Linked DNA regions of Homo sapiens: regions 1 and 3 are each linked to region 2. A link is a loop called in an ENCODE intact Hi-C map of the cell type or tissue named here. Cell type or tissue: PC-3. All regions are shown on one strand. Region 1 overlaps RUNX1 (RUNX family transcription factor 1). Region 2 holds the start of LINC01426 (long intergenic non-protein coding RNA 1426). Region 3 overlaps RUNX1 (RUNX family transcription factor 1).

Region 1 (8,000 bases), 99 kb before region 2:
CAGGTAGATTTAGAATTTTTCTCATACCCTAGCCACTTTCCATTTTTCATTTTGAAAAATTTCTCCTTGAGTTTTCTCAAAGGCTTCAGTTTTTTTTGTTGTTGTTGTTTTTTCCTGTAAGCCATGTAACTAGGAAAGGCATTAGTAAGAATTTGATACACTGGGTCTCATGGAACTCCACTACTACCACCAAAATAATAATAGTAATAATAATAATAATAATTCCAGTTTAGCTTAAATAAGTAAAAGCTACCCCCTTACACCATATCTGCATTTAAATTCATTTGAGCTGATAGGCAATTTCTGTGTTCTCCTGTTCATCGCATATTCTTTTCCTTTAAAGGCAACTTTTAGAGAAGGTTTGCTTTTTTTTGCTATCAAAGTATTAATTATGAAAAGTTGGCAATACAGAAAGGGTAAATTAGGTATAATCTATTACCGTACATTATGGCTATATTATCAGACATATCACAAGCCAGTGACATTTAGTTGGATGTGAAATTCCTTTTTTATAGTATGATTGACACATGGTATATTTTCATCAACTTCTATGTGTAAATTATGCCGTGTCACTGGTAAAATTTGCTGTCATGAATAGCCAAATATTCTGGATTCACATTCATAGGTGAAAGCCAAGCTAATATATATATATATAATATATATTATATATATACTATATATTATAATATATAGTATATATATAATATATATACTATATAATATATTATATATAGTATAATATATTATATATACTATGTATATAGTATATATAATATATTATATATACTATATATAATATATATAGTATATATAATATATATATAATATATATTATATATTTTATATATAATATATATTATATATATATTATATATATATATATGTACCCAAAGCAAAGTTCTTTTCTGTTTGCCTTTTCAAAAAGTAACACAATGGAATCAATCTGCCAACTCTCAAGACCCCTAGAAAGTTATTTAAAGGCAGTACATTGGTTTGGTACTTTCATGATATACATATACTTAGTTTCCATTAAAGCAATTATTGACAAAAACCCAGACTGCTATTGAAATCTTTCAGTGTACTTCCATATACTGAAATGTCGAACATTTGATACTTGTTTGATTTTGTATTTGTTTTTGTTCACCATGGCTTAAAAGTCATATTCTGATTATTTAAAATAAAGAGTAAACATTTGAAATAAGTTCCTAGATACTACATAGATTTATGGCCCTTTGAATATTTTCCTGGTACCACCTTATTTTCACTTACCTTTGAAGTGGTTGTATGATATTTCCAGTTCATTCATTTGAAAGAGCTAGGAGAAATATGCGGAGCCACGTCCCACGCGCCTCTCGGACACTACTCGCCAGGCATAGCCCAGTGTTTCAAAAGTGAACCAGGGGGCTGGGCGCGGTAGCTCACGCCTGTAATCCCAGCACTTTGGAAGCCCGAGGTGGGCCGATTACCTGAGGTCAGGAGTTCGAGACCAGCCTGGCCAACATGGTGAAACCCCGTCTCTACTAAAAATACAAAAATTAGCCGGGCATGGTGGCAGGCGCCTATAATCCCAGCTACTCGGGATGCTGAGGCAGGAGAATCACTTGAACTCGAGAGGCAGAGGTTGCTGTGAGCCGAGATTGCTCCACTGCACTCCAGCCTGGGTGACAGAGTGAGACTCTGTCTCAAAAAATAAAGTGAACCAGGGTGCTCAGGTAGCCTCGGTGAGCGAGAAAGGAGTTTGGAGCTTCAAGTCTAAAACTGCGTTTCACAGTTTTCCCATCTGTAGAATGGACTGCATGATACCTCTCTTGCTAGGGGATGTGAGGATTAAAAGAGATAGCCTGAAAGGCGAGCTGGAGCAGTGGCTGATGGCGAAGCTCCAGAGCTGGCTTCCTGATTCAGCCTGGCCTCCCCTTCGGGATCAGATTAACCTCCCCACCCTCAGCCTCCTTGGGTATAAAACCAGGAGTATGATATCCCTCTGTTGGGGATTATTGTGCGGATTGAATAAAATAATTCATGTTAGGGCATAGCACCGTGCTGGGCACAGAAGTGTTCCTTAAATATTAGCTGCTATTATTAAAGCACATGCTCTAGACGGGTAGGCCCCTTGACCATGTCCCAAAGACCTTATGAGAGGAAACAAATGGAATTCTGTTCAAGTGGGGGCCAAATATTTACCATTGCCAAGTACTTAAAAAAAAAGAAGAAAAAAAAAAGCTTGGCAGATTTGGCCCTCACAATACAGTACAATAAGGGCTTTTTCTCTTTTCCTTCCATACTACCTATTATTAATTCCAATTACTGCATCACTGAACTGGCTTCAACAAATGTATTCCTCATTGAAACATAACCCTGTCAACCATGTTGCCCTACTTCCTTGAGGGAGAGGTGATCTTTTTCCAATTAAAGGTTTTATCAAAATGCAGTTCTGCTTCTTAACATGAAGCACCTATGCTGTTGTGTGACCTGCAAAGCTCTGAGCATCTAGAAGCTTCCCCTGGGTCATCTATAAGATGGGAATAATACTATGAGTTCTGCCTACTGCACAGGGTTCTTGAGGACACATTGAGATAATATATATCAATGTGCTTTTTAAGTAGTCTGTCAATTAGATAATATAAATATAATTAGATAATTAAAAAATAGAAAATCTATTATTGTTTTGCATGTACTATATTAAAATCTTAGGGATTTTAAATAAAATTAATTGATTTATTGAAAGTAGATATTATCTCGTCGTGTCTTTCAGGATTGGTGAGAAGAAATTAAAGAGAAAAAATTTAAACATTTAAATCAGACCCCACTGTGAATCCATACTTTTAGAAATTTTACCTTTTTCCATTCACATATCTTAATGTTTTCTCTACCTACAACTAGATACCCTTTTTAAATGTTGGAAACAAAAGAAGTAACCTTGGCAAATAGTTGAGAACTGAGTTTTATATGAATATACTTTTCTCTTGCAAGACCAAATACAGTTTTTCTTCTAAAACTCTGTTATTCCATTTTCTTTCAATGAAATGCTCACAGAACCAGAAGGCTTGGGAAGAGGCTCAGAGCACCTAAGAGTTGCTGAGTCCGTATTCCTTTTTTCCCCTGTGGCTTTTTATATATGCTGCTCGCCTGAGATTTCTGGATTTGATTTCAGGGAGGTGAAATGTTACACCCCTGAGTCTCAGTGCCAGTTTCCCAGGACGAGTCAAAAACTGCAGCTGCTTGGAGGTGAGAATCTTCCAAGGCTCCAGAGGCCAGCTCGCTGTCCTGTTCATTTGCTGACATGCTGCCGGGAGCAGCTTCAGAGAAACCCGTTCTATTCTTCGGGTGATTCAGCCAGTCTCAAAATAAATAGGTAGCTGAGTGCAGGGAGAAAGAACTGGAAACCACTGAAATTTGAGTCTTGAGGGCTGGTCTGTTCTCGGGAGCTGCTCTGTTGAACTCTAAAAGGAATCTTGAGCCCTGGGCGAGGGAGTGGCCTGACCTGGTGGAAAGACTGCGGGCCTGCCCGTGGAGTCTATGTCTGGCCCTGCTAGCTCAGTCAATCTCAGCAGCTCATGTCTCCTCTTAGACCCTCAGATTCCTCATCTACAGAAGGAGAAAGAAGAGGAGATTGAATGATTTTTAAGGTCTTTATCAGCTTCTAAAAGTTTGATTTGATGGTTGTAGGAGCAATTGTTCTTTCAAAGCACCATCTTCTAACCTCAGGAAGGAAAGCCCAGGGGCCCCTGGGATGTCCTGCCAAACTGGGAAGACAAAGATTGTGACTGAGAAGGTGGGGGCAGGGCAGGAGAAGGGGGAAGAAGGGAGAATGGATCAACCCCAGGCCGGGGAAAGAGATGAATGAAGGTCCACGCCAGAGTGACATGCTCTAAGTAGGGGAAATCTTCCTAACTAGAGTTCCCATGACTTTGGCAACATTTGAAAAAAAAAAAAAAAAAAAAAGACATCCTTAAACCCACAAAGTACTCAATTGTCCAAGCCCCATTATGGCCAACTTCCCAAAGCTGGCTGGTCAGAGACCTTGGTGTTAATTCCTCAGCCAACTAAAAAAAGATGGTGTGAGTTCTGTTGACTTAATTGTTGGAGTGTTTCTGAGTGGGGCCGCCTCCCTCCTCTGCCTCCTCACAGTATTATGGGCTATTCTGCATTACCTGCCCTACCTATCTTCATAATCTAGCCGCAAACAGCTTTGGTTGACCACACCACTTCCCTATTGAAAGTTAATACTGTTTGACTCATTCTGTGTTACTAACCTGAAGCCAAAGAAAACAAGGCAGAGAATAACTGGCTTGTGTGGAGTTTGGAAAGCTCTTGGAGGCCCTGCTTTCAAAATCCTATACAGTAGCTTTACTATATCTCTCCGCTGCAGCTGCTGAGAAAATGAAGGAAGCAGAAGTGGTTAAAAAAAAAAGTTGGGGGTGGGGAAGAGACTGGGAAGGGAGTGGGGCGGGGTCCCCCTCCGGCTGGGAAAAGACAGGGTAATCTGCGGCAGTTTATGAGGGCTGTCTCCCTGAGCTGAGGTCTTGCTTTCACACACCAGAGTGTTCACACAGAAGAGGGACTGTTGAAGGAGTTAAAAGGAGAGGAAAGTTCAAAACAGTTGTTGAAAAGGCAGCTCTCCTATTGCCTGCGTAACACAGAGGAGCTGGGAGGCTGGTCTCACCAGGCCAGGCAGCCATAGGCAGAGACTCAAGGTAGACAGGCCAGGGGGAAGTTGTGTACCTTTCGAATCGGGAAAGGATTGAGGAGGGGGAATGTTGCCGGACAGAAGGCTGTCCTGGGCGTCCATCCTTGCCCTCCATCCCTGTCTCCATCCCTGGCAAGGATGGAACCTTCCCTTCCTTCATTTCCTAACTGGCTCAAATGTGGTCACCAAGGTGAATAGGAGGCACTAGTGTCTTGGAATAAACAGAACTTTCCCTCCCAATGTTACCTGGCAGACAGTGGGACCAGCATCTTCATCACCATGCTGTGCTCTGTGGGAGTCTAGGCAAACAGCCACTTGCCCATTCAGGTAACTTTAGAAGAGGTCTCCCTCCTCACAGATGCCCTTCTCAGCAGGTGGCTGCTTCTGGCACGTGGACAACAGTGCATAGAAGTGAGCCTGATGCCTGAATGAGGCTGTCATGACACAAACAACCGGAAGCCTTATTTGTGAGGGAGGGTCAACGTTCTGTTCAAAACAACTTGCTGCGGTTGGCTTTTGTACTAGTGAGTACTCAGGAGCTGTGAGTGGCCAGGGTACCCTGTCCTTCTGTACCAGCCAGGACCTGCTCAGCCATCTGTCCAAGGGCTTTGCAAGGCCAGCCTAGAACCTCAGTTGGCGTCTGTGACAGGAGAGAGCGTCAGAGTCAGATGCTGTTCCCCTGCTGTTGGGAAAGTCCCCGAGGCCCAGGGGGCAGGGCTTTTAGAAATAGGAGGGAATTTCCTTCCCTCTTTTTAGAAGTACAGAGGAGGAGAGATCATCCTCCACACTGCTGGATGAGCATTCCAGAATAAATCTAGTCCAGGAAAGGGGCTCACTCATTCATTCATTCACTCACTCACTCATTCATTTATTTGTCCAGCATTTATGGAGGCATCACCCAACCTTGGAAGGGCCCTGCCTTTACCTCGGTCCTGTCCAAACATGCTCAGTGTCTCTGCCCATTATGTATGAGATCTGCTGCTGCGGGAGGGGAACTGAGATTCCTGCAGGGAGGTTAGGAGGCCAGTGTGGAGAGCCTCAGTGCTGGTAACATGCTCACGCAAGCAGTGTGTGTGCGCCTCCTGGATCTTCTTCTCCTGGCCCCCAGGTCTTGCCTGTCTACCCCAGGACTAGCCCTGCTGATGCCTGAACTCCAAAGCCATGTCAGAAGCTCCAGGCAGCGTTCTGTGAGTCAGTGCTCATATCTCCATAGTGCGCCACCCGCCACCAATACTTTCTTTCTCTTCTGCAAGTCGCCTTCTCTTTAGAGTCTGTCCCTGGGCAGGAGCTACTCTGATCAACAAATCCATGTCACTGGTGGTTACCACTCTCTGGTTACTTTTCAGTTACGCTGTAACTGGGGGTTTCCTTGAGATAAGACCTTAACCTAGGGAGGGTTGCTAATATTTGGGATTATAGGCTGGTAGAAGAAGAAAAACCTTGAATTTGGGAGCTGTCTGCACCCTTCTTAAGAAACTGCCTCCACTTCCCCCACAGAGGGCTACCTCTGGTCAAGAGCAAAAGCCAGCAGGTGGCTTCTCTGCCCTGAGCTCAAGTTACCTCCTTAGTCACCAGACAGAAATGGACAGTGAGCCCTGGCGACCGGGGATGGCAGATTTAGATTTTGAGTGCTCTGCTTTTAGGAGAGGCCCGAGTCTCATGTGAGTGGGCGAAAAACTCCACTGCTCGTGGCAATGAGCCCTGGACTCAGGGAGCAGAGTTTTGTTTGGGTTTTTGTCCCGTGAGTCTTGGGCGCATGGTGCAGGGGGGCTGGGGAGGGGCAGGCCTGTGTGCGTCTCTGGCTTGAAGTTGTATTGGTTGTTGATCTTGCCTTGGCGTTGGCCAGCCTTTCCTGTCCATTGACTGTTGCTTGCTACACTTGTCTTGGCCCATGTCCTGAGGGCGATCACAGAACGGTGTGTGTGTGTGAGTGGATGTATGGATGTGTGATGGATGTATATGTATGTATGTGTATATGTGTGTATGTCAGTATGTGTGTATGTTTGTATATATGTGTCCCCATGTCTGTATATCTGCCTGTGTGTATATGCATGTGTGTCCCTGTGTGATATATGTATATGTGTGTGTGCGTCTGTATATATGTGTCTGTCCTGGTTTGTGTCTGTATGTGTATGTGTGTCTGTGCATGTCTTAATATATGTGTCTGTGTGACGTATGTACATGTGTCTGTGTGTATTTATATGTGTGTATCCCCATGTGTGTTTTATATCTGTGTGTGTGTCCAGGTGTCTGTGTATGTGTGTGTCTGTATGTGTTTACATGCATGCCTGTGTTTGTGTGTATATGTCCATGTGTGTCTGTATGTGTGTTTATACATGTGTGTCCATGTGTATCTATATTTTGTTTTGTTTTGTTTTTTGAGACAGAGTCTCGCTCTGTCGCTCAGGCTGGAGTGCACTGGCATGATCTTGGCTCATTGCAACTTCTGCCTCCTGGGTTCTAGCAATTCTTCTGCCTCAGCCACTTACTTGTAACTGGGACTACAGGCACGTGCCACCATGCCCGGCTACTTTTTGCATTTTTTAGTAGAGATGGGGTTTCACCATACTGGCTAGGCTGCTCTCGAACTCCTGACCTCATGATCTGTCCGCCTCAGCCTCCCAAAGTGCTGGGATTACAGGCATGAGCCACCGCGCCCAGCTGCATCTGTATGTTTTTATGTGTATGGCTGTGTCCGTGTGTATGTTTGTCCATGCATGTCTGTATGTGTGTATGTGTGTGCATGTGTGCCATCTGTGTTTTTGTATGTCTCTCTGTGTGTGCGTGTGAGAGGGTACTCACTACAAAGAAACAGGAGAAGCTGGTGGACTTTGCTTATGTCAGAGTGCCACTCTCAACTCAGCAAAAGAGCCTTTGACCTATTCTTTTTGATTTTTCACTATGAAAATAAATGAGTTTTCCTGATTGATTTAATTTTTTTTTTTTTTTTTTTTTTTGGAGAGGTCTCCCTCTGTCACCCAGTCTGGAGTGCAGTGGAGCGATCTTGGCTTACTACAGCCTCTACCTCCTGGGTTCAAGAGATTCTCCTGCCTCAGTCTCCCAAGTAGCTGGGACTACAGGTGCGCGCCACCATGCTTGGCTAATTTTTTTATATTTTTAGTGGAGATGGGGTTTCACAATGTTGGCCAGGCTGGTCTTGAACTCCTGACCTCAAGTGACCCGCCTGTGTCGGCCTCCCAGAGTGCTGGGATGAGCCATCAGGCCCGGACTGATTCAACTTCTAATGAGACAATTCTCATGAAACTGCTCAGTTATGATATTGTATTTTTTCTCAACAAGAAGTTTTTCTGTA
Region 2 (8,000 bases):
GAGCATTCAGCATTGTTTTCTCTAGACAAAAGCACATATATATTGGCATCACACATAACCAAGTGTCGTAATAATAGACAAATAACTCCTAAAATCAATGAGAAATACAATCACCCCAATACAAAAGAAGGATAGAAAGCTTCTGAAACAAGCAAGTCAAAAAAGAAGAAACCCAAATAGTCAATGCACATGGAACAAAAATGATCAACCTGACCTGCAATCATAAAAATACAAAATAAGAACACACACACACAAAACCAAACAGAATATGTGAAATTTAAAGGACTACCAATACAACGTGTTGGCAAGGATATAGAGCAACTGGAACTCACATGCACTTCTGGTGGGAGTGTAAACTGATACAACCACTTAGACAAAAGATTTGGAAGTATCTACGAAAACTAAATATACAATCTGACTCAACCCCTCCTCTCCTAGGCACATATTCCTTGGATGTGGGTGTTCATGTCTACCAAATGACATTACAAGAATGTGCATAATAGCCCCACACTGAGACAACCAAAATATCTTTCCACAGAGGAATGGTTTATCCATGCAGTGAGGTATACCCAGCGATGAGAATGAGAAAAATACCAATACACACCAACACAGGTGAATCTCACAGACATCACACAGGGCAAAAGAAGCCAGACACAAAACAGCAGATATTGTACATTTCCACTTATATGAGGGTCAGAAAAAGGCAAGACTGTTCCAAGGTGAAAAAGCCTAGAATAGAGATTACTTTTGATCGGGGGACATTAGCTGGGAGAGGGCACAGAGAGCCTTCTGGAGTGGTGGGAATGTTTTGTACCTTGATCTGGGTAGTGGTTACATGGGCATCTCTATACACAAAAATTCATTGAGTTGTGCAATTAACATGAGTGCATTTTCTGTAAGTTGTATCTTCACAAAAGGTAAAATTAAAAAAAAATTAAATAGTAATGAGATGTCGGCCAGGCACAGTGGCTCACGCCTGTAATCCTAGCACTCTGGGAGGCCGAGGGGGGGCGGATCACCTTAGATCAGGAGTTCGAGATGAGCCAGGCCAACATTGCGAAACCCCGTCTGTACTAAAAATACAAAAATTAGCCAGGCATGGTGGCGCATGCCTGTAATCCCAGTTACTTGGGAGGCTGTGGCAGGAGAATCACTCGAACCCAGGAAGGAGAGGTTGCAGTGAGCCAAGATCGCACCACTGCACTCCAGCCTGGGTGACAGAGCGAGACTTCGTCTCAAAAAAAAAAAGTAATGAGATGTCATTTTTCTCATATAAACTATAAAAATATTTTGTAATTAAGTGATACTGAGTGTTCCCTTGGGTGGAGAAGACACATGGTACAATGTTTCAGAAGAGCATTGGATTCTGCTTATCTAAAAATGTTTTCATGGGCATCCTTTAACCCAGCATTTTCACTTGTAGAATTTTATCCTGGGGAAAGAATCCAACAGATGTATAAAGATACTTTTTCCAGAATGATTATCACTTCAGTGCTAATAACAGCAAAAAATTTGAAGCACCTAAATAAGCGACAATGGAGGGCTGATTAAACAAATTTTGCAACATGTATGAGTCAAAGTTTATTAAGCACCCATTTAAAAAGATGGAAGTGAATATTTAACAGAATGGAGAACACGGCACGTGAAGAGAAAGGTCACAAAACAATGTGCTCTTCATAATTTTTACTTCAAAGTAGGTATGGGTGTATATGTGTGTGTGTAGAGATTTATATAGCTGATGAACATCAGTCAAAGGGGACCATTTTTCTGTCTGAATGGTGGATGATGGGTGATGTTAATTTTGTTCTTGGTACTTCTCACTATTTTTTTAATTTTCTATTAATAGAAAACCTGGTAGCCCTTAAAGAAAATACACTGTTCTCATAGGCAATAGAGGTTTAAATGAAGAAAATCCCAGAAAGCAGTGTTCTTTCCTGCTGAGTTTAGCGTTCAACATAAACAAAAAACTGATAGCCCCCTGGCAGGATTATGTAGGGTTGGACAGAACGATGGGTGAAAACGTCTGGCGTGAGATAGACAAGTTGGCCAAGGTGGTTGTTCTCTGAGATCTCCCTAATGACACCACACACACACACACACACACACACACACACACACACACACAGTGCCTCTTGCTACACCACACTGATCTAATCCAATCCAGTCTCTTGGGAGTTTGAGATTAGACAGACACCAAGAGTTGAGACTGGGGCATGGGAAGGCAGGTCCCCGAGAGAGGGACACCTGGCCACAGAAGGGCCAACTCAGTGCCCCAAGGTCACCTCTGAGCCCATGAAATGCGTCTCCTTCCAGTACTTCCCACTTTTAGTTACACCGAGATTAAACTGATAAACCAGAATCCATTTCTGTGGTTTGTAACCAAAAGAGCCTCACCGGTGCCCAACCGCTTTGAAGAAGTTAGACTCCTTTCCCAGCTTTGTCCATTTCTTCCCCGGCACATCTGTTCTCTCAGCAAGCGAGGCTGGAAGACACACCATTGGCAGAGCACTGTGCTCAGCGCCTTTTAGACTTTCACGTGGAGTAATATCACGTCGAGGTCTTGCCGTTGAGGTTGTCGTAATGCAGCTACAGGAGTTGTGTGGGCTCTTTAAAAATGACATGAAGCAGGGCACAGTGGCTTACGCCTATAACCCAGCACATAGGGAGGCCAAGGCAGGCAGATCACTTGAGGTCAGGAGTTCGAGACCAACTGGCCAACATGGTGAAACAGCGTCTCCACTAAAAATACGAAAAGTATCTGGGTGCGGTGGTGGGTGCCTGTAACGTCAACTACTCAAGGGGCTGTGGCAGGAGAATCACTTGAACCCAGGAGGCGGAGGTTGCAGTGAGCCGAGATCATGCCACTGCACTCCAGCCTGGGTGACAGAGTGAGACTCTCTCTCTGAAAAAAAAAAAAAAAAATGACATGAAACTGACTCATCAGAGCTCCATCAGGCCACGGGCTACAAATGTGGCTGGGCCACGTAGACAGAAAGACACACGGCCCTGGTGTAGGAGAGGAAAACACACTGTTTTCAGGGAGGTGGAATTAGGGGTTTCCCTGTCCCTTCTCTCTCAAAGCCTTTTCCAATGAATCTAGAATTTTTAGTTTCTTAATAATGTTCCTGTTGCTCTTCCATCTGGATGCAAAGGAGATCTATTCACGACATCTCCAAGAATGAACTCCATAAGAGCAGCAGAGTGGTCAAGGCCTACTTTCCCAGGGGTTCATTTTCTTTTTGCCTTTTTTTTTTTTTTTGAGACAGAGTTTCACTCTTGTTGCCCAGGCTGGAGTGCAGTGGCACAATCTTAGCTCACTGCAACCTCTGCCTCCTGGGTTCAAGGAATTATCCTGCCTCAGCCTCCCAAGTAGCTGGGATTACAGGTATCCACCACCATGCCCGGCAATTTTTTTTTTTTTTAAGTAGAGACAGAGTTTCACCATGTTGGCCAGGCTGGCCTTGAACTCCTGACCTCAGGTGATCCACTCGCCTCGGCCTCCCAAAGTGCTGGGATCACAGGCGTGAGCCACCGTGCCCGACCAAGGTTCATTTTCAATGCTGTTGACACGAAGGCTAAGATCACAGGGGAGGTCACAATTTTAGGATCTCAGCTTTTAGAATGCTGTCTTTTTAACCCCTTCAGCATTTCCATCTTATTGGAAAAGGGCAGGCAGGAGGGCAGATGGGAGGGAGGGAGGCAGTTGGGCTTTCTTCCTGTCCAGGGGCCAGCTCTGCCTTCCTGGTCCTCACTCCCAGCCCCACTCCTTCCTTCCCCTGTTCTGTGCCTCTCCTATCTACTCCTTCCACATCCCTAGCCACCTCACAGGCTCTTCATGGGGCTCAAGTGAGATAATGCAGGGTGTGAAATTCTTTGTCAATGAACGCATCAACTCTACGTTCCATTTGCTGTCATTATCTCCTGTATCTTTGTTCCACTTGTGCAGGTGATTTGTCCCCCCGCCAGTCCCCGTCCCCTCACCCCCAGTTTCATGGATAAGGACCAGCTGTAGACTCTGCCAGGCCCTGGGCAGTGTTGGTATCGTGCTTGGAGGTGCTGCTCAGTTATGCAACCCACCCTCCTCCCCCAGCCAGAGCCACAAAGCCACTAGGGCACTGTACCAGTTTGTTTATTTATTTATTTTTGAGATGGAGTCTCCCTCTGTCACCCAGGCTGGAGTACAGTGGCACGACCTTGGCTCACCACAACATCCGCCTCCCAGGTTCAAGCGATTCTCCTGCCTCAGCCTCCCGAGTAGCTGGGATTACAGGCGCATGATGTCACGCCTGGCTAATTTTTGTATTTTCAGTAGAGTCGGGGTTTTACCATGTTGGTCAGGCTGGTCTCAAACTCCTGACCTCAGGTGATCCACCTGCCTTGGCCTCCCAAAGTGCTGGGATTACAGGTGTGAGCCTCTGCTCCCAGCCCCACCGTGTTTAGCTTGGTTAGGCACAGAGCCTTGCATGAACCAGCACCTCGGGGACCCCATGACGAGGTCAGAGCGGGTGAGAGGCACGCACCAGTGTGACTGAGCCACTCGCTGGGACTCTGGGGGCAGCGTGGTGGGGCTTGAGATCAAGGAAGTGCCTGCAAGTGGATTCAACGATGAGACACTTCCCCGGCCCACAGGGTGGAGGGGTTGGCTGGAGGGGTTGCCTGTACTTACCAGAGACGGTCCCCGAGCGAGCTTGATAAGCTGAAAGAGACGCTCAGGAGAGCCCTGACAGAGCTCCCCAGGCTGGAAAGGACAGAACTCCCCACCGGAACTTTCATTTTCAAAGTTCAGCACCTCAGTTAAGTAATTAATAGGTCTGGTCACGTTCACAGCTCTCCAAAAGAGACTGATGGAGCTCTGCTTTTCCTCCGGAAGTGCTTTCATGGCAAGCCCAGAGAAGCCCCCTAGGAGGCAGCCTGTCATCCAATAATCACTTCCTCTCTCAGGCCCAAATTCCAAATCAGCTCAGCAATGGGCAGGGCGGCCCTGAGCCACGTCCAGAGGTTGGGATTTGCTGACTCCTGGAGGATATTCTGAGTATAGCAAGTAAGTGAACTCGCACAAACAATGCGTTCAGCAATGGGAAGAAAACAGCTGTTTTTGTCCGAGAAGTGTCTGGCATACCCAAGACTTCTTAAAGAGAGGAAAATATTAACCTAGAGCATAACAACCCCTTTCTCTTTTCAGTCAAAACCTAGACAGACTGTGTTGATATTAAGTTAACAAGTTCCATGGGCTAATACCTTCCGAATGAAATGAGAGGGTTCTTAAATTAATAGATGAAAACTCCCCTTCATACATCAGAGAACTAAGGAAAGGTAATTGCCCCCAATATTTATTTTCGATTTGGAAAATCCAAAGCAAGAAGGCTTTGAAGAAGTCAAGATCTGATTATAATTCTAGGCTCGGTGCCAATGGGATAAATTATCTGGCAACTTTTTTTGCACAGTTATTGATTCTATTTGTCTCTGACGCCAAGCGCCCAGCATGGCACAAAGCCTCACAAAGTGCTCCGAAAAGGGTGTCATCCCCACACCGTTGATAAGGCTCAGAGTCTCTCCACGGCCATAATGCAACCCCCTCCTCCCCAGGGGGCTGTTGGCACCTCAACCCACTAAGGGATCAGGAAGTAGAGTTTGCCAGTGAGGAGCCTGGAGACTTCAAGCCTGTTTGGCCTTGGTGTTCTTGTGATTTAGTGCCCTGGACTGGCAGGTCTAGGGACTTTTTGCTCTAGACAAACTTTTTAAATAGGCCAGGTGCAGTGGCTCAAACCTGTAATCCCAGTGCTCTGGGAGGCTGAGGTGGGAGGGTTGCTTGATCCCAGGAGTTTGAGGCTGCAGTCAGCCATAATCACACCACTGCAGCCCAGCCTGGGAGACAGAAGAAGACCTTGTTTCAAAAAAAATTTTTTTAATAAATATAAATTTAAAAAATAAAAAATCCCAACACATGCACACACATACATGCACACACATACATGCACACACACACATGCACACACATACATATATATGCATGTGCAAAAGGTATGCCCAAGCTATACTCTCTTTATTTGAGTTTTAATTTACAGAAGTTTTCAACCTGGCCAGGCCTGGAATCATGGAGAATGGGCTGGGAATGGGTCTGCAGAGGTTCCCAAGGACATGTTTGAAAAGCATCCTCCACCTGGGAGAGCTGGGTCAGAATTAGCACACTCTAGGAGAGTTGGGGAACAGCTAAGAGCGGGGCACACCAGCTCGACTAACTGAGCCTGAGCCAGTGGGAAAGTCCTCATAGCAGTGGTCACTGGAGCACGAAACAGGGACATGGCTGGCTGGGGCTCCTTCCTCCGCCCCTCCCCAAGCACAGGTGGGCATGCCGTGGTGGGGCTGGGAAAAGGCCTATGGCCAGGGAAGCGCAGGATGACAACAAAGGAATGGTCAAGGCCTAACAAACAGAAACAGCGATGCAAATTGCCTAGGAGATGGAGCGGCAGTCACTGGAGCTGGCGTTGCCCAGACTTTGGTTGGCTTCAGGGTGACAGTTCAAGAAGGCAGCTCCTCCTGTGGGCCAGTGAGCTTGCTCCAAGAGCAGCCCTTTCCAGCTGACGCCCAGAGTGACCCAAAGGCTCTCCCGGAAAGTCCGGTTCTAAGACGATACAGCTGCCCGTCATGGAGCAACCTGCCCAAAACCACAGGGGGAAAAAAATCCAATAACCAAATCCCGGTGACCACACCCTGTCTGCAGTTACTCAGAACTCACTGGCCAAGGTCCAGGGAGCAGACCGAGTCAGGCTGAAGTCTATCCACATTTAATTTTCAATTGAAAATGGAAACAAGTCAAGCCAAGACAAACCCAGGGCCTGATTTAACAGCATCTACTGCCATGGCAAAGACATTGTCATGTGGGGTGCCACAGATCAGCCACCACCACCCCAGGGAAAGGTTGACACCACCACATCCAGACACTTTTCACTCACCTTTCATATAGAAGCTCATCCACTGCATAGCAGCTCAATGGTATTGTTACTGTTATGTTCTTTTTACAGGTGAGAAAACTGAGGCACAGGTTAAGTGACTCACTAAGCTCTCACTGTAAATGGTGGGGCAGGTTTGAACCCATGTGTCTGGCTCTTTGGTTCTACATGCGTTAATTCTGATTATAGTGAACGTCTGAATGGCTAGAAATATTTGGAGATTGTGCCCGGATGACAGCTGCAGAGAAGTGACCGTGGCTGACCCTGGACAGCAGTGCTTGGTCTTGCTGGGAATCGTCAGGTCCTCTGCCAGGCTTTCCTGGGGAGCACCAGGTGAAGTATCATGGATTTGAGGTCCTCTGTACTGGAGGCAGGACGCAGACACCAAGAACACCTCCAGGCAGGTGCTGATTCGCCGGCGGAACATTTGCAATGTGCTCACCCCTGTTGTGGGTAGGGGATGTGGGAATATTTGCACTATTGGGTTATACAGGGCTCAGAGGGGAAGGCATCGTGGAAAAGGATTTGGCTTGAGGAAGGAACACAGGAGACATGGCCATGCCATAAGAAGGAAGATGCCTCCCTTTAGATCAGGATTTGACATCAGAAAAGAAGAGATCACTCCAGTGAAGGGCCAGGAGACCTGCCTCCCAGGGCAGAGAACTCCCCGCTCCAGCCCCTCCTGGGGGGACCCTCTCCAGCTGCAGACCCCATGGTGGGTGATCAGGGATGTGATACCTTAGATGGGTCCCACATCCCCTTCAGACGCTAATGGTGTTTGGCTTTAGCCGACAATGCTCCTCCAGGGTGTGGCCTCATTTCCAATGTCCAGCGTCCTGGAGTCTCGAGGTAGAACCTTGAGGACTACCCTTGTTGCCCAATCTCATGTTTCCCTCTAAGGGAAAGGCTCATGTCCCCACTGCCAGGCAGCCTCTGACACAGGGGACTCTTGTAAGCAAGTCAACACACAGCATGGATGTGTGGAGGGACTCAGAGGTCTCTTGGTTGTGTCCCCTGTATCGAATCCCGCTTGCACAAGGAACTTGACTT
Region 3 (8,000 bases), 48 kb before region 2:
TAAATGCTATGTAAATACTTGTTATACTGCATTGTTTAGGGAATGACAAGAAGAAAAGTCTGTATATGTCTAATACAGACACAACCATCCTTTTTTTTAATAATATTTTTGATCTACAGTTGGTTAAACAGGTGCAGAACCCACGGATATAGAGAACCGACTGTATACCCCAAATTAGACATTCCAACTAAGCGCTGTTCATACAGAGGCCAGAGGAACAGCGTGAAAAACTCAGGTGTCATGGTTAGCATAATTGTTGTTAATATGAGCTCATTAAGTATTAGTCATTTAACCTATGAGCCCTTTGGGCTTGGCACTCACCTTTGCTCGTGGGCAGGGAAATCAGAGTTACAGAGAAAAATTCCTTTGTTGAAGGCAAAAGAAGAAACTTAGTGTTTGGGGCTTTGAAATTGGAGCTGCACCAAACTGTGAAAATACTTCAGAGAACTTCAGTGTTATGATGCCTGCAAACACACTCGCATGTGTGTTGGGGGAACGGGGCGGGTCTTGCTTTTCAGCTCTTGGGATCAAATTATAGCAGATTAGGGGGCAGGCACAGGGGCAGTGGAGTCATGTCTGCCATTTTAAATGTTGTGTAATGTTGTGTTTTCCAGACAGTTGTGATTACTTCAGGTTTCACCAGATGCCTTAGCTGCTGTTCAGAGCTTCACAGAATGCCTTCTAAGAGCTTCACAACGGCAGTACTATTGACATTTGGGGCCAAATAATTCTTTGTTGGGGGGGGTCTGTCCTGAGCATCGGAGAATATTTAGCAGCATCCTTGGCCTCTAGATGCCAATAGCATCCCCCTCACCCCAGTTAGGACAATAAAAAATGTTTCCAGACATTGCCAAATTTCCCAAGGGGCAAAACTGTCCCCAGGTGAGAACCACTGCCTTCCAGTGTTCTTGGGTGGTACAGTAAAATAGGAAAACCAACTTAAGTGCTTGGTTTTCACATTACTTTTGGCCATTAATGCCAATATTTTCATGGTACATTCTGCTCCAAGGCATTGAGAGTAGCACAGGTATCTTGGCATCTTGTTTAGCTTGTGGTTTCTAGAAGCTTATCCCTCAAGAACAAAGGCACTTGTCAGCTTTTACTGATTGTTCTCAGGGCACCCCTCTGCACACCGGCTACGGTCTTCACCTGAAATAATGCCTGTTCTCCTTCAAATGTTCCTGCTATGGGTCTATCCTTTGGAATTTATTACATAAGTCTTTTGACTTGGTCATCACCCAAGATCAGCACCTTATAGTCCAAGAACCCTAGGGGCCAACTCCTCCAGCTGACTGGTGTTCAGATGGTAGGGTGACTTTTTAAATAAAAGGAATGAGTAACATGTGCACTCCAAAGTCCCATATCACAGTTACATTTGTGAATATCCTGGACTTCAATCACCCAAGGAGTAAGAGAGAACATTTTATGGCATGGGAGTGTGAAGTAGATAAAAACCATGCCTCATTTCAGAACCCAAGAATGATTCTTTTCTTTTTGGAGGGAGGACAGAATTCCAGATGAGCTTTCACAGTGGCATAGAACAGTATGGGAGACTGCTCTTCAATTTGGCAGAACTCCCTCTGAGAAATCAAGCCTGGAGCACAGGCCTGAAAAGTGTTGTCATAAACCTGGAGGCAGGAGGGGGGTGGAATACATAAAAGGAAAGTGGCTGCCTGGCCGACAGCTTTGAGAACCTGACACTGCTCTGTGGCTGCTTTGCCTTTTAATCCAGCCCGACAGCTTTGTGCTCTGCCCCTCTTCCCGGCCCCAGCCCCACCTGGGCTTCCTTCTGCGCTGGGGACTTGGACTCTGTCTGTCTCTCTCTCTCTATCCTTTGCAGACAGACTCCACACCTTGTCTGAAAAGAGTTGTCATCTAGAGGTTTACTTTTTTTTTTCTTTTTCAAAAAAAATTAATGTTTAGCTGCCAACCTGGGCGACAGACAGCATGCATTAATCTGAGTCATGCAAAAGCTCCTTTTAAGGCAGCCATTACCTGCTCAGGTTGTTTAATCCTCTGGGGGCAGTAGGAGGGGCCCTGTAGCGAGGCTGCTTTCATCCATGTCAAGCTGGAGAGCGAAGACTTGAGCTGTCATGGCAAATATTTAGCCCCATCAATGGGAAAACACTTCCAACCAAAATACCTGGACCTCCTAAGCCCCAGATTTCCTACTCTTAAAAACTCTCTGTGAATATCAGGGGATCCCAACTCCCCCCACACTTCTGCTGAATCAGGGGACACCAGGCCAGCCAAAAGGACAGAAGAGCTACAGCTGGATGGGTGAACTGCGCAGACTGATGGGTTTGAATAAGGGATCTGAGACAAGACACAAAGATGAAAACCAACATTTGAATATAGCATTTGAATCTGAGCATATCTAGAAGGCCTAAGATATTGTATTATCAAAATGTGTGTAAAAAAGATAGTTTGACCAAATGGATGGTCTTTTGTAGTATGACGTTGCTCATGTGTACATAGAAGAAGGATCACAGGCAGCATTGCAGCTCTTTCTTTTGGATGTTCTCCTCACAAGTGAAAGAACTATTTTCCCCCAACAGCTGAGACCATAACATCATTCCAGTACTTATGTCCATGACAAATCACGGACTCACTCTGGATTCCAGTAACTTGGTACCATCACCACATTACCATGTAGTAGTTGGAACCTACTGGCAGAGCATGTCCAGACATTGCTGTAAAACAGGGTGACCTTTCGTTCATTTTCCAGTGGATTCACCTTTTTGTCTCAGGGCAAATGAAGCAAGAGGAATAATGGGCAGAGTCATTTATTTGTGTCCAGAGTATTGCATCAGATGACAACAAACTGACTGTATTTGCCTAATGCTTTTCCTCCTGTCCCAGCTTCTCCGTAGACTCTATAAATCTAAATGGAAAAATGGAGTAAAGCTTCCTGTTAACTCTCAAACATGTCACAGCTCTCCATGTCAGCAAAAACAAGTGACACAGGGCTTGCTCACAGATGGCCCCAAAGAGCGGGCAGGGATGAACCCTGTGGAATGAGGTGTGGCCTGGCTCGAGAATGACTAGAGTGTGGCCAAGGAAGGGCAGCCTCAGAACCACTGTCCGTTTACAACGTTTTCCCTGCCCACATGTCTGCCTGGCTTTGAAAAGATTAACAGGAGTGTTTGTTTGAAAGTCAGACTCCTGGTTTCCTCATTAGTGAAGGGATCTGCTACAGACTTGGGCTGTTTCTATAAACTTTAATTACCTCTGATGAGGAGTGTATCCCCTCATCACATTCACCCCAAAGGTACAGAGGAGTTCATTTTTAAAAATGTGTTAGAGCAATAAAAGGCCATTAGAGGGAGGGAGGATGGGGTGTGGAAGAGACGAGAGAGCGAGCGAGAGAGAGAGAAAACACACTAGCTCTCCCTGCTGGAATAATAGGCTTGAAATATGAGGAAGTTGATCAACTGCCGCTGCCTTCCAAAAACAGATTAATCCACCTTGGTAGCTTTCCTTTCAGAGCAAGCTTTTGGCTCTGTCGACTTTCTCTATCAGCCTGAACTCAAAAGGACACAGGCCACATGCCATCTGAGCTTAAGAGTTATTTTGTGTGTTGATCTGAGAACTTCACATTTTAAAACAATGAATTCATGTTTCTACTGTTTGTTGCTGTCTGTGGATTTGCTGATATAAAGAGGAGAGTCCTAGCCTGGTCATTTAATGAATAATTCTAAGGAACCTGAACTTCTCCAGGGTGCCCTTCTACATCTGCAGTGGTGGTTCTCAGCTGGGGTGACTTTGCTTCCGTCACCCCACCCGCAGGATATCTGGCAATGTCTGGAGACATTCTGAGTTGTCACAAGAGGGGCGGGCGATGCTACTAACACCTAATGGGTAAAGCAGAGATGCTGCCACACATCCTACGATGAACGAGACAGCCCCCTCCACCCCAGCAAATCATGATCTGGCCCAAAATGTCAACAGTGTCAACAGTTGAGAAACTCTGATCTACAGATATAGGGAACCCTGCCTAATACACAAATCCTCCGTAGTTCCCAAGGGCGGCCTGTAGGTAAGAAAAATGCAGAGAGAGCCAGTGAACCACAGGACAGCCCTAAAGCCAGTTGGTGAAACTGTAAATCCATAATCCTAACAAAATAATGTACAGTCGTAACAAAGTGAGTTTTAGAGACAAAGCTTTACAATTTCTGGTAAAATTTCCACATGTGCAAAAAACAGAGTAGATAAATCAAGGTCCTACATCTACTTGTGTTAACAAACTAGTGAAGTGCATAATAGAGAATACCAGGTGAACTCAAGGCAGTACTGTTTCTAAAATTGTGGAACTAGTATGAAAGTAGATATGGAGAGGAGGAGTGGTAATGGTATTCCCTGACATTCGCTCAGCAGTTGCTACTGAGCCATGCATTCGCTTAAATACTAGGAAATTATCAATTTTTCAACTGTCGAAGGCCTATAAAAATGGCAATTTTCTATCATTCAACCTAAATACTATGTGTAATGTATTATTATATATTAATATTGTTAGGATATATATTATGTATAACATATTGTGTTAGTAGTAACATATTTGTGCATCCTTTACATTAGTGTCAAATTATCATCTGCTATATTAATATCACAGATTAATTTATATTATTGGTATATTAATATATTGATCAAATAGAGGGTCAGCAAACTTTTTTCTGTAAGGGGCCAGAGAATAAATATTTTAGGGCTGGGCACGGTGGTTCATGCCTGTAATCCCAGCACTTTGGGAGGCTGAGGCAGGTGGATCACTTGAGGTCAGGAATTCGAGACCTGCCTAGCCAACGTGGTGAAATCTCATCTCCACTAAAAATACAAAAATTGGCCAGGCCTGGTGGCGGGCGCCTGTAATCCCAGCTACTCGGGAGGCTGAGGCAGTAGAATTGCTTGAGCCCAGGAGGTGGTGGGTGCAGTGAGCCGAGATCACACCACTGCACTCCAGCCTTGGTGACAGAGCGAGACTTTGTCTCCAAAAAAAAAAAAAAGAATAAATATTTGCTCTGTGGCTCCTGCAGTCCCTATACTGACCACCTGACTTTACAGTAGTGGCTCTAAAGCAACCACAGGCAGTACATGAAAGAATGAGTGAGGATGTGTTCCGAAGTATGGATGGACACTGAAGTTTGAATTTCCTGTCATTTTAACAGGTCAGGAAGTATTCTTTTTTGGATTTTTTTTTCAACCATTTAAAAAATGTAAAATGCATTCTTACCTCCTGGGACATGCAAAAATGCCAGATTTGGCTGGCAGGCTGCAGTTTGCCAACCCTAGGATTATATCAACATTTTATATACGTTATACATATTATAGTATATACTATTGCACATTATATCTATACTATACATATTATGCTATACTACATCATTTCATATATCATGTCATATTACATTACATGATATTCTATATTACCGTATTATATTACTGTATATTATACCATCCTCCTGGGCAGTAGCAGCCTCCTGATCCCCGTCCTCCTGGGCATAGCATCCTGGGTGACCTCATCTTTTTGGGTGGCAGATTCTGGGTAGAAACCCTCTCCCTAGGCAGCAGCATCCTCAGTAGCCCCCATCCTCCCAGGTGGTAGCAATCCTGTGTGGTTCCAATCTTCCTGGGCGGTAAATTCTGATAGAAACCCATCTCCCTGGACAGTAGCATCCTGGGTGTCCCCCGTCCTCCTAGGCGGTAGCATCCTGGGTGGTCTCCATCCTCCCAGGTGGTGTCATCCTGGGTGGTCTCCGTCCTCTCAGGAGGTGGCATCCTGAGTGGTCCCCGACCTCCTGGGCATAGCATCATGGGTAGTCCCCATCCTCTTGGGAGGTGACATGCTGGGTGATCCTCGTCATCTCAGGAGGTGGCATCCTGGGTGGTCCCTGTCCCCCTGGGTATAGCATCCTGGGTAATCCTCGTCCTCTTGGGAGTAGCATCCCGGGTGGTCCCCGTCCTCCCCAGCAGTAGCATCCTGGGTGGCTTCCCATCCTCCTAGGCGGTATCATCCTGGGTAGCCCCCTGGGGCAGAGGGAAGAGCTGTGGCCTCCGCAACCTCCTACTCACTTCCGCTCCGTTCTCTTGCCCGCCCTGCAGCGGCACCCGACCTGACAGCGTTCAGCGACCCGCGCCAGTTCCCCGCGCTGCCCTCCATCTCCGACCCCCGCATGCACTATCCAGGCGCCTTCACCTACTCCCCGACGCCGGTCACCTCGGGCATCGGCATCGGCATGTCGGCCATGGGCTCGGCCACGCGCTACCACACCTACCTGCCGCCGCCCTACCCCGGCTCGTCGCAAGCGCAGGGAGGCCCGTTCCAAGCCAGCTCGCCCTCCTACCACCTGTACTACGGCGCCTCGGCCGGCTCCTACCAGTTCTCCATGGTGGGCGGCGAGCGCTCGCCGCCGCGCATCCTGCCGCCCTGCACCAACGCCTCCACCGGCTCCGCGCTGCTCAACCCCAGCCTCCCGAACCAGAGCGACGTGGTGGAGGCCGAGGGCAGCCACAGCAACTCCCCCACCAACATGGCGCCCTCCGCGCGCCTGGAGGAGGCCGTGTGGAGGCCCTACTGAGGCGCCAGGCCTGGCCCGGCTGGGCCCCGCGGGCCGCCGCCTTCGCCTCCGGGCGCGCGGGCCTCCTGTTCGCGACAAGCCCGCCGGGATCCCGGGCCCTGGGCCCGGCCACCGTCCTGGGGCCGAGGGCGCCCGACGGCCAGGATCTCGCTGTAGGTCAGGCCCGCGCAGCCTCCTGCGCCCAGAAGCCCACGCCGCCGCCGTCTGCTGGCGCCCCGGCCCTCGCGGAGGTGTCCGAGGCGACGCACCTCGAGGGTGTCCGCCGGCCCCAGCACCCAGGGGACGCGCTGGAAAGCAAACAGGAAGATTCCCGGAGGGAAACTGTGAATGCTTCTGATTTAGCAATGCTGTGAATAAAAAGAAAGATTTTATACCCTTGACTTAACTTTTTAACCAAGTTGTTTATTCCAAAGAGTGTGGAATTTTGGTTGGGGTGGGGGGAGAGGAGGGATGCAACTCGCCCTGTTTGGCATCTAATTCTTATTTTTAATTTTTCCGCACCTTATCAATTGCAAAATGCGTATTTGCATTTGGGTGGTTTTTATTTTTATATACGTTTATATAAATATATATAAATTGAGCTTGCTTCTTTCTTGCTTTGACCATGGAAAGAAATATGATTCCCTTTTCTTTAAGTTTTATTTAACTTTTCTTTTGGACTTTTGGGTAGTTGTTTTTTTTTGTTTTGTTTTGTTTTTTTGAGAAACAGCTACAGCTTTGGGTCATTTTTAACTACTGTATTCCCACAAGGAATCCCCAGATATTTATGTATCTTGATGTTCAGACATTTATGTGTTGATAATTTTTTAATTATTTAAATGTACTTATATTAAGAAAAATATCAAGTACTACATTTTCTTTTGTTCTTGATAGTAGCCAAAGTTAAATGTATCACATTGAAGAAGGCTAGAAAAAAAGAATGAGTAATGTGATCGCTTGGTTATCCAGAAGTATTGTTTACATTAAACTCCCTTTCATGTTAATCAAACAAGTGAGTAGCTCACGCAGCAACGTTTTTAATAGGATTTTTAGACACTGAGGGTCACTCCAAGGATCAGAAGTATGGAATTTTCTGCCAGGCTCAACAAGGGTCTCATATCTAACTTCCTCCTTAAAACAGAGAAGGTCAATCTAGTTCCAGAGGGTTGAGGCAGGTGCCAATAATTACATCTTTGGAGAGGATTTGATTTCTGCCCAGGGATTTGCTCACCCCAAGGTCATCTGATAATTTCACAGATGCTGTGTAACAGAACACAGCCAAAGTAAACTGTGTAGGGGAGCCACATTTACATAGGAACCAAATCAATGAATTTAGGGGTTACGATTATAGCAATTTAAGGGCCCACCAGAAGCAGGCCTCGAGGAGTCAATTTGCCTCTGTGTGCCTCAGTGGAGACAAGTGGGAAAACATGGTCCCACCTGTGCGAG

The links. A loop is a pair of places that touch in the nucleus more often than their neighbours do. Peaks named below come from ENCODE experiments on the same cell type or tissue, not always from the same donor. Only the 100,000 strongest peaks of a DNase experiment are listed, where the experiment ranks them.
Region 1: it touches region 2 in a loop (5-fold over the local background); 8 of 110 quality-filtered maps call a loop at or near these places.
Region 3: a loop joins it to region 2, with 6 times the contacts of the local background. A loop is called at or near these places in 7 of 110 quality-filtered maps.

The regions. Positions count from the first base shown.
Region 1 is chr21:34,842,137-34,850,136 of GRCh38, reverse strand. All of the region lies in intron 6 of RUNX1 (RUNX family transcription factor 1), which reads left to right. The region is part of intron 1 of RUNX1-AS1 (RUNX1 antisense RNA 1); the gene reads right to left. Among named protein-coding and RNA genes, the nearest start is that of RUNX1-AS1, 9.8 kb to the right of the region's middle. In PC-3, no CTCF peak of the experiment used is centred here; DNase peaks (open chromatin) are centred at 3,376 and 4,196; H3K4me3 peaks cover 1,543 bases; H3K27ac peaks cover 2,175 bases.
Region 2 is chr21:34,742,683-34,750,682 of GRCh38, reverse strand. It overlaps LINC01426 (long intergenic non-protein coding RNA 1426), which reads right to left and starts at 4,858. Exons shown (of 3, transcript NR_038885.1): 1 at 4,667-4,858. LOC107985515 (a long non-coding RNA gene) reads right to left here. Exons shown (of 3, transcript XR_001755016.1): 3 at 6,745-8,000. RefSeq lists enhancers at 3,477-3,771, 3,978-4,477, 4,478-4,979. In PC-3, CTCF peaks have their summits at 4,785, 4,985 and 6,441; DNase peaks (open chromatin) are centred at 4,972 and 6,642; H3K4me3 peaks cover 448 bases; H3K27ac peaks cover 1,269 bases.
Region 3 is chr21:34,790,707-34,798,706 of GRCh38, reverse strand. RUNX1 (RUNX family transcription factor 1) reads left to right here. Exons shown (of 9, transcript NM_001754.5): 9 at 6,097-8,000. The coding sequence ends at 6,572. Among named protein-coding and RNA genes, the nearest start is that of RUNX1-AS1, 42 kb to the left of the region's middle. In PC-3, a CTCF peak has its summit at 3,336 (motif pointing right); a DNase peak (open chromatin) is centred at 2,766; H3K27ac peaks cover 3,341 bases.